Regions from separate parts of the Mus musculus genome. Here region 1 is linked to region 2. Evidence: chromatin loops called from intact Hi-C (ENCODE). Cell type or tissue: gastrocnemius. All regions are shown on one strand.

The links. A loop is a pair of places that touch in the nucleus more often than their neighbours do. Peaks named below come from ENCODE experiments on the same cell type or tissue, not always from the same donor. Only the 100,000 strongest peaks of a DNase experiment are listed, where the experiment ranks them.
Region 1: it touches region 2 in a loop (4-fold over the local background); 3 of 42 quality-filtered maps call a loop at or near these places.

Annotation. Positions count from the first base shown.
Region 1 is chr17:7,218,806-7,226,805 of GRCm38, reverse strand. All of the region lies in intron 1 of Rps6ka2 (ribosomal protein S6 kinase, polypeptide 2), which reads right to left. Among named protein-coding and RNA genes, the nearest start is that of Rps6ka2, 53 kb to the right of the region's middle. In gastrocnemius, no CTCF peak of the experiment used is centred here; no DNase peak of the experiment used is centred here; H3K27ac peaks cover 1,110 bases.
Region 2 is chr17:7,165,319-7,173,318 of GRCm38, reverse strand. Rps6ka2 (ribosomal protein S6 kinase, polypeptide 2) reads right to left here and starts at 3,204. Exons shown (of 21, transcript NM_011299.4): 1 at 2,876-3,204. The coding sequence starts at 2,974. In gastrocnemius, no CTCF peak of the experiment used is centred here; DNase peaks (open chromatin) are centred at 2,541, 3,289, 3,412 and 3,812; H3K4me3 peaks cover 2,838 bases; H3K27ac peaks cover 4,962 bases.

The sequences.
Region 1 (8,000 bases), 53 kb before region 2:
AACACCACCACTTCTGCTCAAATTCCTGGCCCAAGAAAGACCCATCCAGAGCCATCAGGACAACAGGAACCAAAGAACAGCTGGGGACAGGATCCTTCCAGTTTCTAGCTGCACCCCAGAGCTTACTATGAGCCATAGCTCTCCATATACAAATTCCTACCAGAGAGAACTGGTCTCCCAGGAGTACTGATACCAGCTTACAGGAGGGACAAGCCACAGTCAGAGACAGAAAGACTAGCTAACATCACAATTAACCAGATGGCTAGAGGCAAAGGCAAGAACGTAAGCAACAGAACCCAAGGCTACTTGGCATCATCAGAACCCAGTTCTCCCACTGCAGCCAGCCCTGGATATTCCAACACACCAGAAAAAGCAAGACTCTGATTTAAGATCACATCTCATGATGGTGATAGGGGACTTTAAGAAGGACATAAATAACTCCCTTAAAGAAATACAGGAGAACACAGGAAAACAGCTAGAAGTCCTTAAAGAGGAAACACAAAAACCCTTTAAAGAACTACAGGAAAACACAGCCAGACAGATGAAGGAATTGAACAAAACCTTTCAGGATCTAAAAATGGAAATAGAAACAATAAAGAAATCACAAAGGGAGACAACCCTGGAGAAAGAAAACCTAGGAAAGAGATCAGGAGTCACAGATGCAAGCATCACCAACAGAATACAAGAGATAGAAGAGAGAATCTCAGGTGCAGAAGATACCATAGAAAACATCGACACAACAGTCAAAGAAAATGCAAAATGCAAAAAGCTCCTAACCCAAAACATCCAGGACCCAATGAGATCACCAAACCTAAGGATAATAGGTATAGAAGAAAAAAAAAAATAGGTATAGAAGAGAACAAAGATTCCCAAGTAAAAGGGCCAGTAAATATCTTCAACAAAATGATAGAAGAAAAAGCCCCTAACCTAAAGAAAGAGATGCACATGAGCATACTAGAGGCCTACAAAACTCCAACTAAATTGGACAAGAAAAGAAATCTCTCCCCTCACATAACAGTCAAAACACCAAATGCACAAAACCAAGAAAGAATATTAAAAGCAGTAAGGGAAAAAGGTCAAGTAATATATGAAGGCAGACCTATCAGAATTACACCAGACTTCTCACCAGAGACTATGAAAGCTAGAATATCCTGGACAGATGTTATACAGACCCTAAGAGAAAACAAATGCCAGCCCAGAAAAACTCTCAATTACCATAGATGGACAAACCAAGATATGCCATGACAAAAACAAATTAATACAGTATCTTTCCACAAATCCAGTACTACAAAAGATAATAGATGGAAAACACCAACACAAGGAGGGAAACTACACCCTAGAAAAAAACCAAGAAAGTAATCTTCTTTCAACAAACCGAAAAGAAAAATAGCCACACAAACATAAAAATAACATCAAAAAATAACAAGAAGTAACAATCATTATTCCTTAATATTGCTTAACATCAATGGACTCAATTCCCCAATAAAAAAGACATAGAATAACAGACTGGATATGTAAACAGGACCCAGCATTTTGCTGCATACAGGAAATGTACCTCAGTGTCAAAGACAGACACTACCTCAGAGTAAAGGGCTGGAAAACAATTTTCCAAGCAAATGGTTCCAAGAAACAAGCTGGAGTAGCCATTCTAATATCAAATAAAATCAGCTTTCAACCAAAAGTTATCAAAAAGAATAAGGAAGGACACTTCATACTCATCAAAAGAAAAATCTACCAAGAAGAACTCTCAGTTCTGAACATCTATGCTCCAAGTGCAAGGGCAACCACATTCATAAAAGAAACTTTACTAGAGCTCAAAGCACACATTGCACCTCACACAATAATAGTGGGAGACTTCAACACCCCACTGTCATCAATGGACAAATCCTGGAAACAGAAACTAAACAGAGACACAGTGAAACTAACAGAAATTATGGACCAAGTGGATTTAACAGATATCTTTAGAATATTTCATCATAACACAAAAGAATATACCATATAATCGGTCACAAAACAGGCCTCAACAGATAGAACAAGATTGAAATAATCCCATACATCCTATTAGATCACCACAGGCTAAGGCTGGTCTTCAATAGCAACAAAAACAACAGGAAGCCTACATACACATGAAAGATCAACAATGCCCTACTCAATGATAACTTGGTCAAGGAAGAAATAAATAAATTAAAGACTTTTGAGAATTTAATGAAAATGAAGGTACAACATACCCAAACTTATAGGACACAATGAAAGCACTGCTAAGAGGAAACCTCGGCTCTGAGAGAGCAAACACTAGCAGCTTGATAGTACACCTGAAAGCTCTAGAATAAAAAGAAACAAATATACTCAAGAGGAGTAGACTGCAGGAAATAATCAACTCAGGGCTGAAATCAACCAAGTAGAAACAAAAAGAACTATACAAAGAATCAACAAAACCAGGAGCTGGTTCTTTGAGAAAATCAACAAGATAGGTGAACCCTTAGCCAGACTAACCAGGGGGCACAGAGAGACTATCCAAATTAACAAATCAGAAATGAAAAGGGAGACATAACAACAGAAACTGAGGAAATTTTAAAAATCATCAGATCCTACTACAAAAGCCTATCTTCAACAAAACTGGAAAATCTGGATGAAATAGACAATTTTCTAGACAGATACCAAATATCAAAGTTAAATCAGGATCAGATAAACCATCTAAACAGTCCCAGAACCCCTAAAGAAGTAGAAGCAGTCAAACAGTCATTAAAAGTCCCCCACCCCCCCCAAAAAAGAACTGCTCAGGATCAGATATGTTTAGTGCAGAATTCTATCAGACCCTCAAAGACCTAATACCAATACTCTTCAAACTATTCCCCAAAATAGAAACAGAAGGAACACTACCCAGTTCATTCTATGAAGCCACAGTTAAACTGCGTATTCTCCCTTGGAGATGGAAGGACTTCTGTCTAATCAGGAACCTGTCACAATTTCCTTTCGTAGAAGATTTCATAAGAGATTTTTTTTCTATTTCTATCATGCTTAATGCTCCAAATAGATTTTTTAAAACTGGTTGAGTGCATATTACTTTTAGCTTCAGGAGATATCATGTATATTTAAGAGGCATTTAACTATTATAAATTATTTTGATGACTTAAAATATGTCAATACTAAGTTGTATATTTTAAAATAAATTTTATTAGTTTAATAAAAAAAATAGAATGTTCAAAAAAAAAAAAAAGAGTAGAGCCCCAAAGATGGATTGTTAGACTTCTTCCTTTCTTGTTTTTATCTCCTTTATGGCTTTCTCGTGTTGTGCTGCTGCAGCTAAGGTTCTGGGTACTACATGGTCAGAGCGAGCATCCAGTCTCATTCCCAACTGTAGGGGAAGTGTTTATTTTTTTGCAGGTTAGAATGTTGGCTACAGATTTGTTGTATAAACCACATGTTCTTTCTCAGTTGCAGCTTTAGCCTATAACATGTGTGTGCATGTGTGCATATATACATCCATATAAATACATGCACATAGGAGTATAAAACGGAAAGGACAGTGAAGCTACACTCAGGGTACCTCAGCAACAGGGCTGCCTAAACAGGACCAGAACAACAAAGCAATAGACAACACTGTAGAAGGGTGGGAATCTCACAGAGCCCTGTCCCCTGACTACAGGTAGCTATGGACACGGGGGGGGGGGGGGGGGGGGTGAGGGAGCTGGTTGCACACAGGGAGGGGTTAATCTCATTCCAAACGGTCAGCCCTGAAATCACATGCACACAAAGGCCACTAGAAGGACTCTGCAGAGTGGATCTTTGCATTTGGGTACTTACTCATATACATAATATTAACAGTTATAAAGAGGTCTTGAATTAGAGAGGGAGTGAGGTGCTGTACATGGGAGTGGGGGTAAGAAAGGGAGGGGGATGACATAAATATATATTTGTTTGTTTGTTTTGTTTTTGTTTTTTCGAGACAAGGTTTTTCTGTATAGCCCTGGCTGTCCTGGAACTCACTCTGTAGACCAGGCTGGCCTCGAACTCAGAAATCCACCTGCCTCTGCCTTCCGAGTGCTGGGATCAAAGGCGTGTGCCACCATGCCCAGCTGACATAATTATATTTTAACTTTATTATAATATACTGAATAGAAAGGAGATCAAAGGAGGATAAATAATGGTATGGATGGGGGATATGAAAAGCTGACACACAGAATGTGTGTGTGTGTGTGTGTGTGTGTGTGTGTGTGTGTGTGTGTGTGTGAGAGAGAGAGAGAGAGAGGGAGGGAGGGAGGGAGGGAGGGAGGGAGGGAGGGAGGGAGAGACTGGCAGGCAGACAGACAGACAGACAGACTGCAGAGCAGTGACGGAAGGCTGGGTAGTAAAGATAACGGACAGGAAGGAGAGGAAAACCTAACCCGTGCCAGCTCCCTTGAGGACTCTACACCTGTCTTCCTTTGAGACATCTGAGTCCAGTCAGCCCTCTGCTCCTCTGCCCATCTGGAAGTTATGTCCTACCAGCCTGCTACTGGGTTAATTGTAACAACTGTGTAACTAACTGGTGGTGCCCAAAGCAATGAATTCCCTCTCTGTCTTTGACATTTCTCTCCAGAAATGTAAAGCCAATCAAGATGACCATTTGTCTCTCTATATAAGAAAACTGGATGCTACAATGCCCCCTCCCCAGATGTGCCTATTCCCAAGGCTCACCTACCATTATCCCACCCGGCTATACTAATTAGATCTCAGGACTGTGCTTTGGAAAACAGATAAGATTAAATGACCCTGCTGCAAGGAGAAAAGGGTGGAAACTAATGGCGTGACTGCTTTCTGGATGCAAGGGAAAAGGGTAGAAAAAGAAGCCTGGTGTTCTTAGACACATGGGAGTGTTAATATGTGGCAGGAAAGACCCCTCTGGATGCAGTGACAGAGTCTTCAATAAGGTGCATGGCGGTGTCCCACGTGCAGTGGGGGCAGCTGTGCCCTTATCTGGGGGCCAAGATGTTTACAGGAGAAAGAGAGCTGAGGTGGGCTTGGTATCAATCTTGGAAACTAAGGTGACCCAGCAGCCAGAGAGGGGGTTCAGCAGTCAAGAACGACTGACTGTTCTGTCTCTAGAGGGCCAGAGCTCAGTTCCCATCACCCACATCAGGCGGCTCATAACCACCCATGACTCCGGCTCCAGGAGATCCTACACACTCTTCTGTCCTCTGAGAGCACTTCCACCCACACTCACTGCATACATATACTCATGATGATTGATGATGGTGATGGTGATGGTGATGATAACGTAAAATCAAGGCTCAGTGTCAATCACAGACCTCTGAATGAAGTGTAACACACTTATCTCACTTTCCTGGCCTGAGATAAGGACCTTAGAGTCTGTTTTTTCCTTTCCAGCACAGCAGGGTAGCCACTTCTGCAAGTGTTTGCTGGGTGCACACTCTGCCTATGAAACCCTGGCAGGAGGTCTCCTGGGACATGGCTCCTGAGTGGCAGGCAACGAGAGGACTCTGGACTCTGTCTCTCCATCTCCATCCTTGGCTGTGTGTTCAGCTCCTGATAGAAGTGGACCTTCTTTGTGAAGAAGAAACTGTCAGAATGGGTGTGACGCTGCTGCCCTGCGGTCCACGGTGTTCACTAGCCCAGTGACTGTCAACAGCAGAACCCAGACCAAAGAAGCCACAGGCACCTTCAGAATTCAGTTTCTGAAACTGAAGAAAACTTTTGGGCAGAAACCTCATGGAAAGGAATCTAGTAAATTACTTTCTCGGTCCTTCCCTTCCTTTCTCCCGCGCTCCCTCCCTGTCTCCACTGCCTCCTCTTTCTTCTCCTTTTGTTGTAGTCTACTTAGCTATTTCACATTTTTTAAAAGATTATGACATATTGAGGGAAAAGAAAAATAAATGGATTTAGCTCCAAGCTTTCCAATGCAGCCTCCCCCCACCCCCCCCACATGTGCTATTGTCTATCCTTGCTTGGTCTGTCAGAGCTGGGAACCTGGCACAGAAGGAAGACTCACGTAGAACAAAGGAATTTACTGAAGCCCGCACAAACCAACAATTACAGGCTTCCAGTGACAGGCGCAAATGAAGGCTGTCAAGAGAGGGGACAAACTGACGCTGCATCCCTGGAGCTGCATCCCTGGGAGACTCACAACACAGTTAACTCCTGAGATCACATTTGCACTTCTCTAGGAACACCGTGCACCAAGAACTCAATGATCTGCAGCCAGGCCTACAGCAACCCTCTCTGTGACATCCTACAGGTGTGCTCCATTCCTAAGCTCCTAGTTCCCTGCATCCTGTGTCCTGGTTTGGAAGAAGCAGGCTAGCCTAGCAACACTCCCAGAAGCCACTGGGCTTCCCACCATGCATCTCAATGTCCATAGGTTCCGCCACAGGACGAGACGTGTGTTGCGCCAACTGTATATTCTCTGTTGTATCACTGTCTACCCAGCATCTACTCTGTAAGCACCTACAAGGGGTTCCTTGTGGGACAGTTTAAATGTTGGTCTCTGTAGAACACCCAGCTCAAGTCAGCATCCAGTGTTTGGTGTGCACACGACCTCACCACCCTTACGCCCTTCCTCTCTGTAGAATGAGAAGAGTTGAGAACTTTCTCTAACCCTGAAGCTATCATGTAATACATATTATATAATGTAATACATATAATATAATATAATATAATGTAATACATACATTTCTGAGTTTGAGGAAACTATATTGGAACAACCCCAAAAAGCCATCATCGCTTGAGGTCCGGCAAAATACTCAGTCACGTGTATCCAGATACAGATACACATGCCACAGAGAGATCACGCACCCTGTCCACCCCACGTGAGACACTGGGGATGGTCCACCGCTGGTCCTAAGATGCCAAAACATCATTTTTTTTTATCCTAGATAAAGCAGATTGCAGCTCATCCAGGGAGGGCGCCCATCTGGATTATCAGGTGAGAAGTCTGCTGACGTTTCCTGAACGCAAGGAACAGCAGGTCGGATTTTGGAGGCATACAGCAACAGTGCAGGAACCCTCAAAATCCTGACCCCTGAGCAGAGGCCTAACGTTGTCAGCAGTGATCTGGTGCCCAGGGCTCTACTAGCATGGACTCAATGGCTTCAGGGCCTTACTACAGCAACAGACATTAAAATAACTGCCTGTTAAACTCTTCCACATTGGACTGCTTGTGTGCTGTGGAGCCATCACCAAGCTCCTTGATCACTTACTAGTGGATACTTGTTTGGTTTGGCCTCTTAACACAAAGCAAGAAAAGTGGCTAGTTTAAGAGGAATGGCCAGCCTTGGCATGATCATGAGTGGCTGTTGGGACAGACCAGGAAGGAGCCTCAGAGCTAGGCCAGCTACAAGCGTGCTTCCAGTCAGAATGGTGACTCTCCCTCTCTGCTTTGCTCCAGACTTGGAGTGGCAGCTATCTATCTGCTACCGGTTGTCACGGTCTTCCTGTCACCAGACCTCTGGCTTACGCACGGCTAGAAGGCCCAGCACCTGAGCCGAGCCCTGCACGACTGTAAATGAACTTTGGCAAAAAGCCAAGGCACTTAAAAGAGAGAAGCAGCCTACCAGCAGCTGCTTCTGGAAGCTTCTGAATTGCCCTCTGTCTCGGAATGACAGCCTAGGGACAGTAGTGCAAATCCCTGCTGAGATCTGTGTAGGTATTCTTGGATCTTCCCCAGAACTCAGCCCCACTGCAACACACAGGGCTGGGCAGTCTTCTCACGGCTAACTGGGCTTCTTATCTCAGGATGTCTCCTCGGAAGACTATTCGAAACAGTGGCTGGCTGAGGGTGGGGTTAGGTTTATGGAACATTCTAGCACATCTCTAGGATTTGCTACTTATGGAGACAACCGATACAGCTCATGGGTTCAGTCTTCAGCCACTTCTTCCCAGAGCAACATGTTTTTCTTACTATATTTCCAGCTCTTAGAATAATGGTTACGCAGAAAAATTGCTGCCATGTCTTTCATATCAGGTTTTCACTAGATTGAGTACATTTTAACCTCATTTCAAGC
Region 2 (8,000 bases):
GCTAGAATTGATAACAGCAGTGCCCTGCTCCTACATGAGGGATAGTCTTTAGACCAACACAGGAGATGGGGCCTCCTTAGACTCCACTTCCTCATCTGTAGCTGGACCTTGGGATGAGGCAGTGGTAACACATCACTGCTGTGGCCTCAGGCCATGCCACAAAGGCTGCACATGGCCCCAGATTCAACAGTCTCTGGAACACATCTGCGCAAGTGGCCCACCTGGCCTGATCACTTAGGTCAATGCCAATACCAGACAGAAATATTTAAATGAGATTTAGTTTAAGCTGAAATTCACAACATGTTTCCACACATATTAGGTAACTTGGTCTCCACAGCCCCAGGTTTATCAAACATTGTATTCTAAAAGTAAAATAAATTTTAGACCAAATGTTAAGTCACAGTTAACAAAGATATCACCGCGTCAAACTTGCTGTTGGTTTCCTCTTTATACCACTAGGCTTCAAGTTGCAAAAAACAAAGATGTTTACTTTTTCTGTGTATCCTAAGAACAATTTTTAAAGAACAATGAAGACTTTCTGAACGGTGAACTTTTTTTATCTGTCCCAACAGAGAGGCACAACAGTGCTCAATTCTCTATGGCCTCTCTCAACCTCACAGTGCATCAGACCTTCCAGCTGAGTTTACAGGCTTGGGATGTGCTCTTCCTTGGCCCATAAGCAGCTGTCTACCTACCAAGGAAGGCAAAGGGACCTGGCGAACTGTGAAAGTGTCAGAAACTTACAGGACGAGCAGACAGAGCCAGTGACACGTGGTCCTGAGGCCAGAACTTCTTTGGCATTATTACAATCTGCGTTGTCCAAAAAACAGCCTGAACCCACACAGGTTCTTAACACTACAGAAAGGTGGGTACGCTTTTAACAGACCCTTCATTTCTCAGGGTCTTTCCCCATGCTAAACAGAATAAGGACAGAAGAATATACTAAGTGGGTTTTCACAGACACCAAATGGTAGAAAACTGAGGGGCCATTTGTAAAGCACACATCTATGCATCTGAGCTGATCACCTTAGCTAGGCCGTGCATCCACAGGGGGTGTTCAACTTAACTGACAGAATACACTGCTTTCTGGACCTTTCAAAATTGTGTGTGTGTGTGTGTGTGTGTGTGTGTGTGTGTGTGAACAACTGAAACACACTGCCATATATGAAGGTCAGAGGACAACTTGTGGGATTCAGTTTTCTCCTTTTACCATGTGAGTCCCTGGGGATTGAACCCAGGTTGTTCGGATTGGTAGCCAGCACCGCTTGCTGAGCCATCTCTCTGCCCCCTTTTCCATCAGTGTGACCTTCTGCATATCTATAGAGTATACCACATCCTAGGGGTCTTAGGAATGTTATTCACACACACACAGGTCTTAGGAATGTTATTCACACACACACACACACACACACAAAATTACTTTTACTGCCCCCAACATATGTGCATCTTGCTCACCACAGTATTTGAGGCCTTTCCACAGCCTAGTTCAGTTCTCCTTGCTGAATCAGCACACAGGCTTCTGTAACACCCAGGTCCCTCCAACTCCTCTATAAATGGCACATAGAGTTTGCTCACAGAGACGAAGAGACAAGAGCAACAGCTCAGAGACAAGGGACAGCATAATAAACTTGGCGTTATGAGAAAATAGATGATAAAAACACATCTGGTGGGAAGGTAATACTTCTGTAATTTCTGTTCCTGTTAGCTAGATTTTTGCAGAATACCAGAAAAAAAAATGAACTTTTATTCAATTTCTCTCATCATTAAGTTTAAATACCCCTCTCCATTACCAGAATGATAATTGTGTTTGTCCAAAATCAGTGCTTTGCTCTCTGAGAACCGCTCTACTCTATTCAATTCTGAGCTGGAATTTAGCAACAGAAACTTTTTCAACAGCAGTTCCCTGGTGGTTTTAAGTCTGTCCCCGGACTTAAAAGGTCTCTTGATCATCACAGAGCCCTTTGCCTGTGTGTAACATACTAAGGCTGAGACAGAGCAATTCAACATGAAATCTGTGATATTTTTTTCTAACCACACACACAATTCCATATGGGCCTGCACTGAAGCAGGGACATCAATGTTCCATGAAATCTCTAGGTTAGTTGTCAACTTTCTCTTACACACTTCACTAGCAAAGCGGGTCACACGGTTTTGCTCTCTATGGACTCATCAACAACGTGGTCTGAGCACTGGGATGAGGATAGTTTAGTTGTTAGTCAGAAATGAAAGCCACCGTTAAAATCACAGACGACTGGACATGGAAGATGCGAGACCTGCAAAGGTCAAGATTTTCCGGCATCCCTCGGGTTTCAGAGCCAATCTATCTCAAAGCCTGGGCTGCGGGGGAATTGCGTCAGGCACTCCACCACCTAGGAACACCAAAATGCACAGAGCCCTCTTGAGTTGCTTTGGTCAACTCTACACTGATCTCAAATACCCTGATCCACACAGTACCAGACTCAAGGTAAAACGGGCAGGCGCCAGAGGCTACAAAACTTAGGACTCATGTAGCCTCCCAAAGCACTCCCACACCACGCGGCAACCCAGCTGCACCGACCGCACCCCTCCTCTAAAGCCTCTCTCTAGGAGTGACCCCGAATCCTGTGCACACAGGGGCACTAGAAAGAAATTCACTGAGGTTAACTTCAATCGCAGCAAGGACTCGCTCTCTGCAGTTGTTATGAAGTGCTAACATTTGGAGTCGATTTGATAGATTTTCATGACAACTGGACCAGTTTTCAAATAACTTCCCACAGCTGGCTCCGGTCTGGGGTGATGATGCACTGGACTGTAGCCGCACGCCCTGAGGCTCTACATGCCCACTCCAGGCGCAGCGGGGACCCGCATCCTGCGCGCTCCCGGGGAGGGCCTTTACCTCGAGGCGACTCAGACTGGAGCTCTTGGAGCGCGACTTCTTGCGCAGGTACACGGAGAAGAACCTGCGCACCGTGAACTTCTTCATGCTCAGCTCCATCGCCCCGCGCCCAGCTGCCAGGAGCCGCAGGGCCGGCGGGCGCGCATCCCCGGCACATCCCAGGCTAGGCAGCGCGCTGGCGGGCACGCGCGCCGGGGAGCCCGACGCGGCGGCCCTCGGCGCGGATGCGGGCTGCAAGCACAAAGGGCAGGCCGCACCGGCCACCGGGCCCGGGTCCCTGGATCACTCCCGCGGCGCCTTTGCCTCCGGCCAGGAGTACCAGCTCCCGGCAACCTGCCCCGCCCATAGACTACACCCAGCGTCGTTCCGACCAACCAGAGTGCGACGCTGCGCCACGCCTACACGCCCACCCACCAATCAGTGCCCGCAGCCAGAGCTCTTTTCCCCTTTAGTCGGAAAACCTACTCCGGACAGCCCCACCCTCACCCCGCCCACCACCGTACTCTCCAATTATCACCAGCCATCCTGCCCAGGGGCGTTGTCCCCGTGAACGCCTCCAATCAGCGCCGTTGCCTACTCCTCCCTCTCCTACAACTCCTGCCCTCAGAGAACAGTGGGGTGCAGTATCGCCCTGCCCACTGCCACGGCCGCCAATCAGCGCCCACGCCCGTTGTGAGCTTAATCAGTCGCTCCTGAGGCACGCTGCTCTTGTCCTGTCTCCCTGCCTCTTCTGTCCGAGCTGTTGTGTTCTTCTCCGAACACCTCTGTCCACTTGGACTCCACGCTTAGCATTTTGAATTTCTCTGCAAAGCAAAACTTTAATGACCTAGCATGCTAGAAAAGCGCCCACAAGCACTACACTCGGGTCACTCCTACAGCTGGTCCCTGCAACTCCTTGCTTATTGGGGAATCATTGGGAGAGGACCCCGCCTGCTTCGCAGTGTCAGCGGCCTTCCTCCTCTCGGTGAGGACGCCTCACGTGGTCGGGGCCAGCAGCTGAGAACAAAGGCTCACATCCGCTCTCTGTGACCTCGGGCTCCATTTATAGACAATTATCCTCACAGATGACTATCAGGGCCAGCAGCAGGAACATCCTGAGTCTCAGTCTGAGGAAGCAATCAGAGCCTGCTTTAACCTAAGTCCAAATGATCCTTCCTAGTCACACAAAAAGAAAGGCTGAGGTTAATAAAGTCTTATGCCCCGTGGCAGAATAGAAGCAGATTAGAGAAGAGCTGAGGGTAAGCCCAGTTCCTTTGGCCACTGGAGAAAACAGATTCACTCTCCTGCATGATATGCAGCCCACCGGGCAGTTCTCAACACTTTCCCACCCAGACTGGTGGTAGTCATAAAGGACACAGGAATCAAAAGATCCAACATGCTGGGAAACCCACGTCACATAAAACATCAAAGGGCTAATTTCACCTGGAGCAGGAGTCAGTCCCATCTAGAGCGGGCTTTTAGGAACTGCTATCCCTCTGGTGTGGGGCTCCAGAGATAGGCTGCATGCAGTGTAAGGGTTTGCAGCTTCAGTAGAGACAGTGTACACTGGCTTGTGACTTGTGACTTGACCTCAGCATCTCTCCCCGTGATGTCTTAGCTCCCAGAGGTGCCTTCTAAGGATGAAATCAGGAGAATGGGCTAAGATCGGGTCCTCTAAGCAAACCTTCTTGGCTACTCTTGGAATGTTTATTATTTTACACTGCCTGAGGGCAAGGCCTGGTCCTTTTTCAAGGAGACTTTAGCAATTAGAGTACCTAATCATAAACTCCTATGGAGAATTGGTTCCTAAGACTCCTGAATTGGCAAGGTCTTGGAGAGCTGAGGGCAGAGACCTCTGGCTCACATTCGTTAGTGGTCTCCCTGATCACTCTGCTATCACCCCCCCCAGGAAGCTGATCTTGGCTCTTTTTCTAGACTTGGGGACCCCCTGAGTTAACTAGGTTCAGAAGCTCACCCCTTCTGAAATTGCTTGCAATTAAGTAAGAAAATCTGGAGAGCAGAAAGTCTCCAAAACACTGGATATGAAGCTCAAAAGCAAGCAATGCAAGCTACATTTCAAAGCTAGGGTGGAGGAGGGCTGCAGCCAACAGCCAGGCAGTAATCTGATGTAGTTAGCCGAAGGGAGATTTAGGGAGAAGGTAAGAATGCCTCAAGCTGAGGAAAACATCGCAGCATCAGCTCTGTCTACCTAGAACCAGGCTGACTTCCTGTGGCTTTGGCACTTAGCTGAAGGCCATTCACCTGGAGAAGGAGTTCGGTAGCTGGAACCCACTGCAAAGCACAGAGCTGCTCTGCACAGGTTTACTAATCCAGGCAACTTCTTTGAAGATTTTAGTGTTTCCAGTCCCTCTCTGGATGTTACACCTGCCCTGGAGTTTGTCAGGGCACATCTATAGTCAATGCCGCACATCAAGCTACTGGCTTCCAATGCAACCTTCCTCCCCTTAAGACAGCAGGAGTGCAGAGGACTGGAGGGCGATGCCTCAGAAACAACCAGGTAAAGCCCCATGGAGATAAGAAGAAAGCAGACTGGCCAACTGGTCGACTACACCTTCACATGCCTGTGTGTGTCCCCAGCTCAGGAAACTAAGAGGGAAAGGGGGTGGGGGGTGCACAACCCTGAGGGAAAAGCAGAAATGAACAGTGCATCTCAACTAGGAGAGACAGGTAGAAGAAGATTCATGACTCATGGTGTAGGAAAGCCAAGAGAGAGCAGTGACATAGGAGGAGGGGGAGGGGGAGGAGGAAGAGTACACGGAAGAGAAACCATTACATGTAGAGAGAGTATCGAGTATCGTGTGTGTTGTATGGATACATTACCTGTCAATTAAAAACTATGGCCTACAAGAGAGGGTAGATTAGAAGGTCCAAAAGGCAGAAAGAATTCTGGGATAGAACTAGGCATGGGAGGAGTCGCTGGAGGTATTGAGGAGAACAGATGCATGGGACCTGAGCAGAGGTAACCAGTCATGTGGCAGAATGTGGATTAGTTTAAGTAGGTTATGTTAAGTTATGAGCTAGTCAGGGAATGAGCCTGGCTATGTGGCCTAGGTATGTGCAAATATTTTTTTGAGTCTGAGTCATTATTCCAGGAGCTTTGGAACAGAAGGAAAAACAGCCTGTCATATACCAAGGAAGGGAAACCAGTCCATTGTATACCAATTCCATTCACGGAGTGAGAGCATAAAGGAGAAGCCGAGCAGAGGAGGGGGCTCTTCTGTCTCTGGATGCTAGCGTGATTTTAGAGCCTCGCAGCTATCCTGGGAGCACGAGGGATCCAGCTGTCGGGTGAAACATGATGTGGATAAACACTAGGAAATGCAGGTTCTCTACGCATCCTGCTAAGCTGCTGCATCAACCAACTCTGCAGCCAACCTTCTTTGAGAACTATTTGCATGGGGAAAAAAAGAACTCTCTCTACTGACTAAATTTTCTCTTCTTCAACTGAAGGAACAGTATTTTGAAAATATTAAACAGAGCTTTCATTATTAACTCAGTTGGTTTATCTAGATAGGTCCAGTTATGAAGCCCAAATTTTTGTGAAAATTGTTTAAGGTTATTTCAATGGCCGTGATACTGATAGACTATTGTGGGAGAAAATGCAGTGGGATTGTGACTCGCCGTAGCTTTAGGACAGAATTCATCGATGTGAATTCACCCCCAGGCAGGACATGGATTGGTCTTGTGCCTCAGCACTGTGTTCTCTCCAGAGAACCACAGTAGTCTGTGGCTTGGAGGCACATGCCAGCGTCTGAGAAAGACTAGCGCACTCCTGGTCCCTCTGGAAGTGGAAAGAGCAAAGGGGGTGGAGCATAGCTTCTCAGACCAGGTAAGGAGAGAGAAGGATGAAGAAAAAGAGCACCCTATACCCTAGGGTGGGAGACACTGGCGATCCTAGCCTCACTGTGTGTGGCCAAAGCAGGAGCTCAAGGAGTGACAGTTAGAGACATTTTTTTTTTCCCAAACAAAGGAGACATTATAAGAATCAGCGGATGGTACACACGGGAATACATCTTCACTTTAGGATGTTTTCTTGACAATGGGGTACAGTGTAGAAAATCCTTGGAAAGTGGAAACAATTTCTATAAGAGCTCTGTGACAACCTGGGGGGGTGACAGTGTCTGGGCAGAGAATATGTTACATTGTTCCAGAACGTAGGCAGGGAGTGTAGGAGGCCAGAGGGCAGCTCCTGGGCACTACGTCATCCCAAGCTCTGACTTCACGTTGTCCTCCACACATGGTAACTTCCCATGGCTCCCTACAACACCACAGCTTCCGTGTCACCTGTGTGCCATCCAAAGTAACTGGGCTGTGGAAAACCAAACCCCTGCGACTTCCAAGGGAGGGGAAAACACAACTCCCGCCCGGGCAGGCCCTTTTGTTACGGTTTGGGATGACTTTCACACTTAAATATCGAGCGTCCTTAAAGATGTAGAAAATAATATCTAATAACCAAGGACTAATGGGGACAATTTAAAAATGAAATTGAACTACGGGGAAAATGAAATCAAAATTTAAATAAGACCCGTGGTCGCAAAAAAACAATTGTAGTTATACCAAGACCCAGCTGCCTCTGTGTGAACGCCTGTGTATTCGGAGTTTATTTCTGTGATTCCCAAATTATTAATCAGTTCTCTCCTGCATACATCTGAATGTGACTTAAGGAGAAGAAGCATGGTGACTAAGAGCGAGCGACAGCTGCTACTGGGAGCTGCAGTGTCATCATCCTGTCTCCATTGATTGCGGCTGTGCCCCACCCAGTGCCAAGCCTGGAGACACAGGGGAAAGGTAGCCTAGGCTATGCTCACAAGGTATATCTGCATGGTGGGGAAAGCCCTGGGGGCCTCAGAAAAAGTTTCTGGTTCAGTTGAGAAGCAAGAGGCAGCCTCTGTGTTCACCCCAGAAGACAAGGTCATGTTGGCTGATTGACAGTGAAGACACGCTAAAGAGCCAGAAAGTACCAAAGACCCAAAATCCCAAAGACCATGCTGTCTGCTGAGCTTACATAGCAGGTGCTGTGTGGAGGGAAGAGGGCAGAGCTTCCCAAGGCAGACTTTGGTCAGACTTTGCACATGGGGACTTTGAGGAGCCCATCCTGGCAAATCCAACCAAGAGCATCTTCAGC